2 separate regions of the Homo sapiens genome follow, and region 1 is linked to region 2. The links are chromatin contacts, found by Hi-C in ENCODE. All regions are on one chromosome and are shown on one strand. Each heading gives the region's core, a stretch centred on a gene start or an enhancer-like site at or near the end of the contact. The rest is flanking DNA. Distances are from core to core; before and after follow the strand shown.

The links. A loop is a pair of places that touch in the nucleus more often than their neighbours do. Pooled maps may share reads with other maps.
Region 1: a loop to region 2 is called in a pooled map, with 4 times the contacts of the local background. The contact joins the promoter of IFT52 here to the promoter of TOX2 in region 2. A Hi-C loop is called at or near these places in 6 of 50 pooled maps.

The regions. Positions count from the first base shown.
Region 1 is chr20:43,585,793-43,592,456 of GRCh38, reverse strand. It overlaps IFT52 (intraflagellar transport 52), which reads right to left and starts at 1,520. Exons shown (of 14, transcript NM_016004.5): 1 at 1,403-1,520. RefSeq lists an enhancer at 1,329-1,398.
Region 2 is chr20:43,910,294-43,916,312 of GRCh38, reverse strand. TOX2 (TOX high mobility group box family member 2) reads right to left here and starts at 1,461. Exons shown (of 9, transcript NM_001098797.2): 1 at 1,323-1,461. The coding sequence starts at 1,421. RefSeq lists silencers at 1-30, 1,221-1,310, 1,361-1,470, 1,491-1,590, 1,691-1,810 and 1 more and enhancers at 289-1,006, 1,007-1,724.

The sequences.
Region 1 (6,664 bases), core at 271-2,770, 320 kb after region 2:
GACTACAGGCGCCCAAACACACCCGGCTAATTCGTGATGTAATTTTTTAACATTTAAATTTTAGTCCATTTGGAAATTATTGTGGTGCTCAAAATGGGCTTCATTCCTTTTTTTTTTCCTTCTTTTTCAAAGCATAGTCTTGCTCTGTCACCCAGGCTGGAGTGCAGTGGTGCAATCTCGGCTCGCTGCAACCTCCGCCTCCCAAGTTCAAGCAATTCTCCTGCCTCAGCCTCCCCAGTAGCTGGGATTACAGGCGCGCGCCATAGTAGAGACGGTGTTTCACCAGGTTGGCCAGGCTGGTCTGGAACTCCTGACCTCAAGTGATCCACCCGCTTTGGCCTCCCAAAGTGCTGGGATTACAGGTGTGAGCCACCTCGCTCGACTGGTTTAATTATTTTCTAAATTGCTAAAAAAGCTGCCTGACCCCAATTCATCTCTTCAATGCTGATTTGAAATACAGTACCACCTCGCCTATATAATAAATCCCTATATATAAATCGCTCTTATTCTGAGTTCTAATATATTTTATCTACCTGTAAGCTCCTGCTGAGTCCCAAACTTTTTAAATTAATTTATTTATTTTCAGAGACAGGGTTTCCTTTTGATACCCATGCTGGTCTCTGACTCCTGGGCTCAAGGGATCCTGCCGCCTCAGCCTACCAAGTAGCCAGGACTACGGGCCCACACTGCTGCACCCATCTTCTATGCTAGTTTAATTGCTATACCTTTATGTTATAATATCTGGTGGTTCTGGAGAGCTAATCTCCCTTATTAGCATTAATTTTAGAATTTTCCTGGCTACTTTCACATATTTATCCTTCTTTAAGCACTTTAACATCATTTTGTCCAGTTGAAAAACTGCCCCCTCCATGGTCCCACCACCGTGATACATCTATCTTTTTTTGTTCTGTTAGTTCAGCCCCTGGTGAGAGTAGCAGGTCTGCGTTCCTGTACTGTCAGACTTAGCCAGAAATGCATTTCCTTAATAATAGTATAAGGCCTTTAAAACTATAAAAATAACAAATATTTGGGTAACGCTGCCAAACCATTCTCTCGCTTTCTCTTCAATAACATTACCAGTCAAATCAGTATTTTCCCACATGAATACCGAGGGGTCGCAGCCACGACAGAAGAGAGATTAAGACTGTACGATTCCTCGTCCCATGCTCTTTCATAGTCAGCGGAACGACTAAACACCTGCACCACCCGAGGCCGTGGAGATGGGCGCCCAGCCGGGGCGCCAGGAACCCGGGCTACGTCCGCGCCCACAGTTTACTTCACCCCGGGGGACCCTGGATGTTCTATGACCGGCCCAGCGGCCTCGAAGAGTGCGGCGAGTCCCTCGCCAGCTCCCAGGCCGCACCAACGCCCCAGCCGGCCCACCACTGTTGGCGCCCTTTACCTGAGGCCCAGCGACCACCGCTCACCTGACGCCGCCCAGCATCCCGCGGCCAGGTATCCAAGGCCGCTTAGTAACCGGAGAGGCGCGTCGGTGCGCCGGGAGGCGTGGCCCAGGACGCAGCGCTAGCTCCGGCCGACGTGATGACGACAGCACGGAAGGCGCCTCTCCGTCGCAGGCGTCAGGGGTAGGCAGCCTGACTGATGTGGGGCTGTACCATTTGGTGCATGAGGGGCAAATCCAAACATAAGGAGAATTAACTTTTCACCAAAAATAAACCCATTTAATTTTGTTCTTTAGTATCAATTACGAGTAAAGACTAATAACAACGGTAGGACCCAAGTGCCCAAACTTCGCTCCACCCACAGGGAGGAGAATAGTGAAGGCTTCCAGCGCGGGGGGGTTGGAGAACGCCCCAGCTTCGATTCCCAAAGCGCAGGAGCAGAGTGGAGCCAGGCGAGGGCGGGGCCGGGCGGAAGGCTGTGCTGGACTATTAGGAACTACTTAACGGAAAAGGGTGCGCAGGTTTAGTGTTGAGAATGATAAACCGTATAATTCTGTTTTATTAACTCCGCATCTTTGCTTGCCATGGTACTAGGCTTGAGCGCCGGCGAGCATGGCGGGGAGTTAGAACTTGAATAGATTCTACAAAAATGTGAAAACTATGAACTGTATTAGGGAGTCTAACGACTAAGCTGGTCAAAAAGGCGCCCCTGTTGAGCAGAGATTTGAAGAGAGAGTGGTATTCATTAAGGCAAAGGCTGGGGAAGGGCGTTCCCGGCAGAAAGAACTGCTTGTGCAAAAGCACCACCAATACAGGTTGCCCTGCCATCGCCATTAAGATGGGAAACCAGAAGCCTGCAACTACCAACAGGCCACCCGACTACCCAGGAAAGCGCTCTGTGCCTGCCTTTAGAGGTGTGTGGATTTGTGAACAACGCTGCAGCAGCCTGGAAGACCCAAACTGAAGATTGCAGAGAGCTCTGACAGTTTTTATTTACATTTATGTTTGTCTTCGAATCTAGGATATTAAAACACATACAACTCGTGTTGCTTTCCACAATTTCTGTCACTGGAAATTTTAAAAGTGGAGACGGGCCGGGCGCAGCGGCTCTCTCCTGTAATCCCAGCACTTTGGGAGGCCGAGGCAGGTGGATCTCTTTAGCCCAGGAGTTTGAGGCCAGCCTAGGCAACATGGCGAAACCCGGTATCTACTAAAAATAGGAAAAATTACCTGGGCGTGGTGGCGCGCGCCTGTAGTCCCAGCTGCTTGGGAGACTGAGGTGGGAGGATTGATTGATTGATCCTAGGAGGTTGAGGCTGCAGTGAGCCGTCATGGTGCCGCCGCACTCTAGCCTAGGCAACACAGTGAGACCTTGTCTCAAAAAGAAAGTGGAGAACAGGGTGATTTGAGAATTCTCTTTGGTCAGATGAAGTGGCTTCTGCCTGTAATCCCAGCATTTTGGGAGGCCAAGGTGGGAGGACTGCTTGAGGCCAGGAGTCTGGGACCTGGGTAACAGTAACACCTTTTCTCTCCAATAATAATAGTAATAATAAATAAAAAAAGAAAATTAGCCAGGCATGGTGGCACACACCTGTAGTCTTAGCTACTTGGGAGGCTGAGGTGGGAAGATCGCTGGAACCCAGGAGTTCGGGCTGCAGTGAGCCATGATCGCTCCACTGCACCCCAGCCTGGGCAACAGAGTGAGACTCTGTCTCTTAAAAAAAAAAAGTTCTCTTCTTGGGGATGCTGTATTTTGGTGCAGAATTGGGTGAATACAGTTTGCAGTTAGGGTAATAATGGAAATGAAGTATTCTCACTGAAGAGAGAGTAGGCCGTCCCATTTGAAGGCTGGGACAAATCTTGGGATCTTTCTGCCTGATATGCAGTCAGTGTTTGCTACAGCACCTGCCCAGAGCATTTCTCCCACTGTTAGAGATTGCAGAAAGAGTAAGAGTTTTGGCCGGGTGCAGTGGCCCACGCCTGTAATCCCAGCACTTTGGGAGGCCAAGGCAGGTGGATCACTTGAGGTCAAGAGCTCGAGACCAGCCTGACCAACATGGTGAAACCCCGTCTCTATAAAAAATAAAATAAAAATAAAAATACAAAAAATTAGCCGGGTGTGGTGGCGGCCGCCTGTAATCCCAGCTGCTTGGGAGACTGAGGCAGGAGAATCACTCGAACCCAGGAGGCAGAGGTTGCAGTGAGCTGAGATTGCGCCATTGCACTCCAGCCTGGGCAACAAGAGCATAACTCCGTCCCCGCTTCCCCCCCCAAAAAAGCAAGAGTAAGACTTTTAGAATCAGTAGTTGTCACCAAGTTCAATTCCTCGCTGTGACTTGTACCAGCTGGGTGACCTTGGGCAGTTTTCATAATCTCTGAGCAAATGTATCCTATCTGTAAAGCGAAGTTAATAATTTCTTTCTTTCTTTCTTTTTTTGCCGAAACTGAGTCTTGCTCTGTTGCCCAGGCTGGAGTGCAATGGCATGATCTCCGCTCACTGCAACCTTCGCTTCCTGGGTTCAAGCAATTCTCCTGCCTCAGTCTCTCAGGTAGCTGGGATTACAGGCACCCGCCACCATGCCCGGCTAATTTTTGTATTCTTAGTAAAAACGGGGTTTCACCATTTTGGCTAGGCTGGTCTTGAACTCTTGACCTCGTGAATTGCCTGCCTTGGCCTCCCAGAGTGCTGGGATTACAGGCGTGAGCCACTGCGCCCAGTCTGAAGTTCATAATTTCTAAATGCTGGCTTATAGTGAGGATTGTAGATAATGCATATAAAACTTGGAATGTGCTCAATAAACATAGGTTGTAGCATGTTCCATTCAACAGCATAGTTTTTCATTTTTATTTTTTATCCTGATGAAAATAATTGTGCTTTTACAATCTCAGAACAGATAGAACCATTATATGTTTCACCGTCCACAGCTGATTGTGTGCTTCTGACACTACTATTACGTTTCTGATCATTATACTCCTGTTTTTTTGCTTTGGGAAGTTAGGGGGATTTTGACCTCTCCCTCATCTTGTCCCAAATTTGTCAATTATCTGGCACTATTAAGATGGAAATCAGTGTGTATCTTTCAGCGTTCTTAGCACATGTGAAAGCTTAACATGAACTCTTCCTGACCCAGTTTTGATCTCTAATAGCTCAGTGTCATTGGTGTTTTTTCTGTGGTCTCCCAGACTTCTTCCCCGTGATTCCTGGGGCAGGAGGCTGGGTGAACAAGACTTGAGGAAGGGAAAGAGTGGGATTGAATTAAGAGGAAAAGGCAATAAAATCACCAGCACACACTGATCCAAGAAAGTTCCTTCCCTTGTCTCCCAACCAAAAAAGCTAATAAGGCCACCCAGGAGTATGAACCACACATTTGTAAAAAAACAAACCACTTTTCGTATTTATTTATTTATTAATAAGACAGTCACACTCTGTCGCCCAGGCTGGAGTGCAGTGGCACGATCTTGGCTCACTGCAACCTCTGCCTCCCGGGTTCAAGTGATTCTCGTGTCTCAGCCTCCCGAGTAGCTGGGACTACAAGCATGCACCACCACACTCAGCTAAATTTTTGTATTTTTAGTAGGGACAGGGTTTCACCATACCGGCCGGGCTGGTCTACAAACTCCTGACCTCGGCCTCCCAAAGTGCTGGGATTACAGGTGTGAGCCAGCACGCCCAGCCGAAACGAACCACTTTTCCACTGAAGTAAGGAAGCACAATCCATCCCACAAGTGCAGGGTGTTCTGAATTTATGAGGTGTTACCGCTCACGTTCTGTCCGATCAGAATTATCTTTAGAAATGACTAATCTTGGCTGGGTGCGGTGGCTCACGCCTGTAATCCCAGCACTTTGGGAGGCCGAGGTGGGCGGATCATCTGAGGTCGGGAGTTGGAGACCAGCCTCACCAACATGGAGAAACCCTGTCTCTACTAAAAATACAAAATTAGCCAGGCCTGGTGGCGCATTCCTGTAATCCCAGCTACTCAGGAGGCTGAGGCAGGAGAGTTGCTTGAACCTGGGAGGCGAAGGTTGCGGTGAGTCGAGATCGTGCCACTGCACTCCAGCCTGGGCAACAAGAGCAAAACTCAGTCTCAAAAAAAAAAAAAAAAAAAAGACTAATCTTGAACATATGGAGCTCCATGGTGGACAGGAAGCTCTAGGCATCAAGTCTGCAGCAGCCTCCAGCTCTGTCCAGCTCTGAGCTCCCCAATGTGCGGTGGAGCACGGCATGAACCTGGCAGCCAGGCTCAGACCAGGAGCGGCATCCCGTTCAATGTCTCCTCTTCAATACCCCATTTCTTATACTTGGCTTGTTCCAGCCAACTTTTGACTTAGCTCCTCACTAGAGATTTTGGCAGTCATTCTGCCTGGACCTAATAGCCAGGGTGAGAAGCAGATCAGCACAAAAGTTCAATGTGAGAGCCCTGGAGCCAGCTTGTAGGGCTCCAAGTCCCAGCTCTGGCCCTCATTAGCTATGTGACCTTCAGGCAAGGAACAGCTTCTCTGACTCTGCATCTTCATTGGTAAAAAGGGGACAGTAATAATTCCTACCTCAGGGTTGTTTGGATGGAAAATTTGTAACAGACATGGAAGAGTCTAGTACAGCAACTAGCCAAGCATAAGCAGGCGATCTAAAGCTAACTTTGGCCAATTAAGCAAAAAAGGAGTGTGTTAAAAAGGATCAGAAATTCTCAGATCATTTGGAAAGCTAGACAAGACTTGAGGCTTGGGCGGGTGCAGTGGCTCGCACCTGTAATACCCGCACTTTGGGAGGCTGAGGCGGGAGGATCACTTGAGGTCAGGAGTTCGAGAACAGCCTGGCCAAAATAGCAAAACCCTGTCTCTGCTAAGAATACAAACCATTAGCCAGGTGTGATGGCGCGTGCCTATAGTTCCACCTACTCAGGACGCTGAGGCAGGAGAATTGCTTGAACCCAGGAGGCGGAGGTTGCAGTGGGCTGAGATAGCACCACTACACTCCAACCTGGGCGACAGAGCAAGACTGTCTTAAAAAAAAAAAAAACACTTGAGGCTTCCAGGAATGACATTGCAGGGCTGGTCTGATGGCGTTGCTGCCACTGAGCACCAACTGCTACAGTTTGCATCCTTGTCACTTCTACACCAGGAACTCAATTTTGCGGGTACTGTTATCACAGTTACCACACAAAAGAGCGCTCCCGATCCCTTCCCTGAGTCAAAATGTGGCACAGGTTTATCCCTGGTCCCCATGCCTGGCCCTAGCTAAGGGGAGGCTGGGAAAGTCAGT
Region 2 (6,019 bases), core at 212-2,711:
CCTCTCTCCTGCCTCATCCCCACTACCAGGGGCCTGACGAAAAGCCTGCGAGGTTGGGGAGAGACCCTGGGGGGCGCCGATCCAGCCACTGGACGCGCACTCACCCCGCATCGCCACGGAGCCCACGCGTCTGCGCCAGGGCTGCGGGAAACCCACGCGCGCTGTTCAATCCGGGCTCCGAGTGACGAAAACCCGCGCTTGGCTCCAGCCGGCCCGGGACCGACGCACCGACTGGCGGACGCGCGGACAGTCTGGCTTCCTAACTAAGTTTGAAAGTTCCCTCTCCGGCGACCGAAGGGGACGCGGACTGCTTAGAGGCACCCAACCCATCCAGGCTGGGCCAGACCCGGCAGTGGGACCTGACGCCTCGGGTTCGGGGTTCCAGGCACGCAAGCCTCCATCACTGGGAATGCGCCCGGCGCAGCGCAGCTGGGACCTGGCTGGGGTGGGGGGATAGATCCTGGAAACATGGAGGAGGGAGGGTGTCCGGCACTACAGCCCCAGCCTGGAGGGACGCCGGCTCACCGCTCCCGGGAGGACACAGGCCTCGATTGGCCGCAGCCTACTCGGAATCCGAGGCCCCGCCAGGCAGTGACGGCCAATTAGTAAACTGCCCAATTAGTGTGCTGCGGCGCTGAGAAGTTAAACCTCGACGCGCGAGTGTGGATGACCGAGGTGTGGCCGTCCCTGGGTGTGACCGCGTGTGACTGTGTGGCCGTCAGGACGATCTGTGTCTGAGGCTCACCGTCCAGGGGGGTGGCTGTGTGTGACAGCGTGCGCCTGGGTGAGGCGTTGTGGCTGCGAGAGTGTGACTGTCGGGCGACTTCTTTGTGTGACTGTCCCCCGTTGTGCCTGGGTGTGACAGCGGGTGGGGGCATGTCACGGTGTGTGGGGCATCGGAGCGTCTGTGGGTGACTCGTCTGTGGCGGTGAGGCTGTTTGCGGGTGAGTGGTTGCGTGTCGTTGTGTATAAGTGACTGTCAGGGTGACTTGCGTGGGACGGCGGGACCGTGTAAGCAGTGCCTGGCCGCCTGCGTGTGGCTGTGGGTCACTGTGACGGCTTGTGAATGACTGCGAGGCTGTCAGGGGGACGCGAGTGAGGGGCCACTGTGTCGTCGCACGGGTGGCTGTCGGGATGACTTCTGCCCGCGATCCCAACAACTCAGGGCGTGAGCGTGGCCGCGAGGGGATCGATGTGAGCCGCCCGTGCCCGTCGGCGGGGCTGATGTGCGCGGCCCCGTGTGACCCCGGGAGCGCCTGAGTCCCGAGCTGCCAGGTGACTCCGGCCCCGCCCGCCGGGGACCCCCGCCCGCCCCCGCCTACCTTGCCGCCGTGGTAATAGTCCAGGTGCGCCAGGCCGGCCGGCTCGGCCCCGGGCCGCGCGCCCACCGCGGGCGCCGAGGGGTACAGGCGGACGTCCATGGCGGGCGCGGCGGCGGCGGCGGCGGCTCCCGCGGGCAGTGCCTGGGCGGGCGGCGGGTGGGAGCCAGTGTGCGAGCGGGACTGCGAGCGCGGGGGGCGGGCCGGGGGCGGTGCCCAGAGGAGCGCCCCGCCCCCGCCCCCGCCCCGCCCGCGCGCGCTATTGTTCCGGCCTCGGGCGCTGCCTAGGGCCGGGGGCCCGGGGGCCCGGGCCGGGGCGTGGAGGTCCTTCCTCCGGGCTGGGCCGCCGCCGGGTCCCCCGCCCGGCCCTGCATCCCTGAGGGGGGCGCGCCTGTCCAGACGGCGCTTTTCCGTCCCGCCTTTCGCCACCCACGGTGAGGAGAGAAGCCCGAACGGCACCCCTCCCCAGAAGTGGGACACTCCCTTGCCCTAAATATTTGAGGCGGCGCTAGTCCCCGCCCCGCGGCGTGGGTGCGGGGGGAAGAGGAAGGTGGTGACAGGACCACTTTGGAGATGGGTGCTGCCTTACCTGGGGGGACGCAGGCCAGCGCCGGAGGATGCTCTTAGCATGCCCGCCCCCTCCTCGTCTCACTGATCTGAGTCAGCTTGACAGCCCCCCCTGGAGATTGCCGCGCTTAAACTCTCACTCACATATGGGGAAACTGAGTCAAAAACTTGCAGCATCAGTAATGGAGCTCCAGGCGGGTGGGCTCCGTTGCCCCCAAAGGATCCAGAGCTGAAACCACTTGGAGAAGGCAGCAGGACCCCACCCCTTTTAATGATAGGGAGGGGAGGGCCGCAGGAATGCCTAGAGCCCGAAGCTCTGAAGAGGGGTCTAGGATCTGCCCACAGTCACGGTCTCTTGGAGTGAGGAAAGGAAGAAAATGAGATTGGAATGGGATGGCTCTGATGGTGGGTCAGAAAGGTGACTGTGAAATGGGGTTCCTCCCCAACCAAAAAAAAAAAAAAAACCCTCTAGTTCTTGATATCACTTGCTGGTTGCTAGACTGTTGCACCCCCATCCCCCTTTTCATGCAAGAATTGTCTACACTAGCAATCTCCCCTAGCAATCTCACTGCTCACTGACTGCTCCAGGTATGTCTGACTGGGAGAGGCCAGGAGGCGAAGTCAGCCAGAATGGCATTCTTGTGTGGCACCAGGATATAGGATGCCATTGGGAGAAAAGGACTTGAGCTTCCTGCCCACTCAGGAGCTAGCTTAGAACTTAGTTCTCAACTGCTGCTTGGGCTTTGCTGGTCCTGGCCTAGAACTAGGACCATAAGAAAGATGCATTAACAAAAGATAGGTGTGGGAAACAGGCATTCACTGAAGGCTTGGGAACAACAGAGGGAAATTATAGCTCAGAAAGGAAAGAACTTCCAAATAAATTTCAGCAGTCATTGTTTCTAGAAATACAATGCCACACCTCATCAGAAAAAAATTTCCATTGTCCTGTGTCCATTTTTTTCATCTGGATATCCAACTGACCAGCACTCTTTATTGAAAAGATCACCACCACCACCACCACCCCCCTACACACACACACATACTCTTCTGCAATGCTAACATTGTCGTAAATCAAGTAGTCGATATGTGCATAAGACTGTTCCTGAATTCTCTATTCTGTTCTGTTAGCCTATTTTTCTCTCCCTGTGCCATTATCACAATGTCTGGATTACTGTGGGCTTATAAGTCTAAATGTCCCATGAAATAAGCCTACCCATTTTGTTCTTTTAAGACTGCATTGGCTATTCTTGATGTTTACACTTTCACAGAAATTTTGGAATCAGCATACCTATTTATATATATACACACAAACACACTAACACAATCTTGCTGGGATTTCAATTGGTATCACTTTGAACCTTTAGATCAATTGGAATAAAATTAACATTTTCAATAGTAAAACTTCTTATCCATGAACATGGTATGTCCCTTCATTTATTTTGGGTTTTTAAAAAAGTTATCTCAGCAATGTTTTGTAGTTTTCTACGTGGAGACCTTGCACATCTTTTATTAAATTTAGCCCCGGGTGTTTTTTGTTGCTATTATGAATGGCTTCTTTATTTTATTTTCTGTTTGTTGTCAGTACAGGGTTGTTGTTTTACAACATGTCCACAAATTCTTTGACACCTTTCCCAAGAAGTAGAGTCTAACACTCTTCCCCTCGGGAAGGGATTAGTCTTAGCGAATGGGTTTTAACAAAAAGAATGTGACAGAAGTGAATCTATGTGACTTCTGAGGCTAGCTAGATCATAAAATTAATAGGGCTTCTACCTGGCTCCCTCTCTCAGGACTTTTGTCTTTGGAACACTAAGCCATCATATGAGAACTCTCTCTTAGGCTGCCATGCATTGAAGAAGCCCAAACTAACCCACACAGAAAAATCATATGCAGAGACCCTGATACTAAGTAAAGAGGGATTCCTAGCCAGTCCCCAGCTCTGCCAGCTCCTGCTGTTCCTGTTCCATCTGCTATCTGACTGTACCCACATGAAAAAGGCTGAACTGTGCAGATGAGCCCTTCTTGAATCCAAAATGCACAGAAACCATGAGAGATAATAAATGATTATTGTTATTTTAAGCCACAAAGTTTTGGAGTGATTTGTTACTTAGCAATATAGGTCTGAAACATAGTATAAATAGATTTTTAAATAATGCCCTTGTATCCAGCAACATTGCCAAACTCATTTATTAATTCTAGTAATTCATCTGTAGATTCTTTGGCTTTAAAAAAAAATTTCTATCTCATCTGTAAAAATGAGAGTTTTAGTTTTTTCTTTTCAATTCTTATAAGTTTTGTTTCTTTTTCTTGCCTTGTTGCACTGGCTAATATCACCAGTATAATTTTGGAAAGAAGTAATAGTAGCAGACACTCTTGCCCCATTCCTGATTTCCTGATCTCAGAAGGAAAGATATCAATAGTTCACCATTAGTTATAATGCTTGCTGTAGTTTTATTTTTGTTTCATTTTGCTTTGGTGTTTTTGTTTGTTTGTTTGTTTTTTGAGACAGAGTCTCACTCTGTCACCAGGCTGGAGTGCAGTGGTGTGATCTTGGCTCACTGCAAACTCCGACTCCCTGGTTCAAGCGATTCTCCTGCCTCAGCCTCCTGAGTAGCTGGGATTACGGGTGTGTGCCACCATGCCCAGCTAATTTTTGTATTTTTAGTAGAGACAGGGTTTTACCATGTTGGCCAGGATGGTCTTGATCTCCTGACCTTGTGATCCAGTTTTTTTTTGCAGACACCTCTGTTGCAGGTTGAAGAAATCAGTCTTCACAGAAATACTCTGGGTCAGGAAATAAGACTGCTGTGGCCATTTTACAGATGAGAAGAGTGAGACCCAGTGAGGAATGCACATCCTGACAGTTAATAGTAGAGCCAGGACTACACCTAAGTCTGGAAATTCCACCTGGAGCACTTCCTACTGCCCATATTTCCACAGTGTTGGTCCCACTAACTCTGGCCAGAGGTGTAGAACAATGACCACCAGAGTTTGAAGATGCATGTGCAATGGGTCAGCTACAGGCAGCTATTTGACTTCTCTGGAGCCTGCCAGCAGCAGCAACAATCAACCCTGCCAATCACGTATATCCACTTTCTTCCCTGAGGAGGGAGCCAGCACCACGGAGGTATCTGAGAAGTCCAGCAGCAAAGTCCAACAAGGCCCCAAAGCTTGATCTTGCCACTTCATGTTGGCAGTTGATCAGACAGGAAGCTGATGACTCAGTTCCCCCAAAGAAACACCAGAGCCTCATCTGTTGTCTTGAAGATGGTAGTGGGGCTTCAGTTCTCCTCTCTTCCCTTTGATTGCAAGGAAAAATCTGTGAGAGAGGAAGCTCAGATCTCAGCCAGTAGCCCAGCTGGTCCAGTCTGGAGACCCAGAGTATCTGTTTGTTCATCTTCCACCTCTCAGTTTCTGACATCATAAATAGCTGAGATATCAGAATATAGATGGGTTTTAATATGTTTTATTAACCTTGAGGTATGGTAAGGACAACACACCAGGAGATGATTGCCATGGAAAAGACAGTTTGGTACTCCCAGGTGTCAGGAGGAGGGGACATACCATGCCATTGGGGGCCAGTGGGGAAGCACCAGGTCAGTCAGGAGGCAGAGGGAGAGGGGAGAACTGTGGGCAAGAGCCTTTACTGTGGCTTCCGCAGGAAGGAGCAGACAAGGCCGGGTCAGCAGGTTTAGGATTGGCTTGTTCGAATAATTTCAGCAGCTCTGGGGCATAGGGGCTGTCCCTAGTTGTCTGGTACTGGCTCTGGAGTAATTAGAGCAGGTAGATAGTGAGTTGGAGTGTGAGAGCCCAATAATACAGGTGGTTGGAGGCGTAGGCTCTGTATTGGTTTGCATTAGAAAATTATGCTAACAGGCTCACAGGTGAGTTGTTGACTATTTCTAGGTATTGGCTAACTCTAGAAGGGGCAGTCCCTCCAGGGTCTGCAAGACCCCAGATGTCAAAGTATCAGAATACAGAAAATAAGACATGGTTAGGCCGGGCGCGGTGGCTCACGCCTGTAATCCCAGCACTTTGGGAGGCCGAGGCGGGCGGATCACGAGGTCAGGAGATCGAGACCATCCTGGCTAACACGGTGAAACCCCGTCTCTACTAAAAATACAAAAAATTAGCCG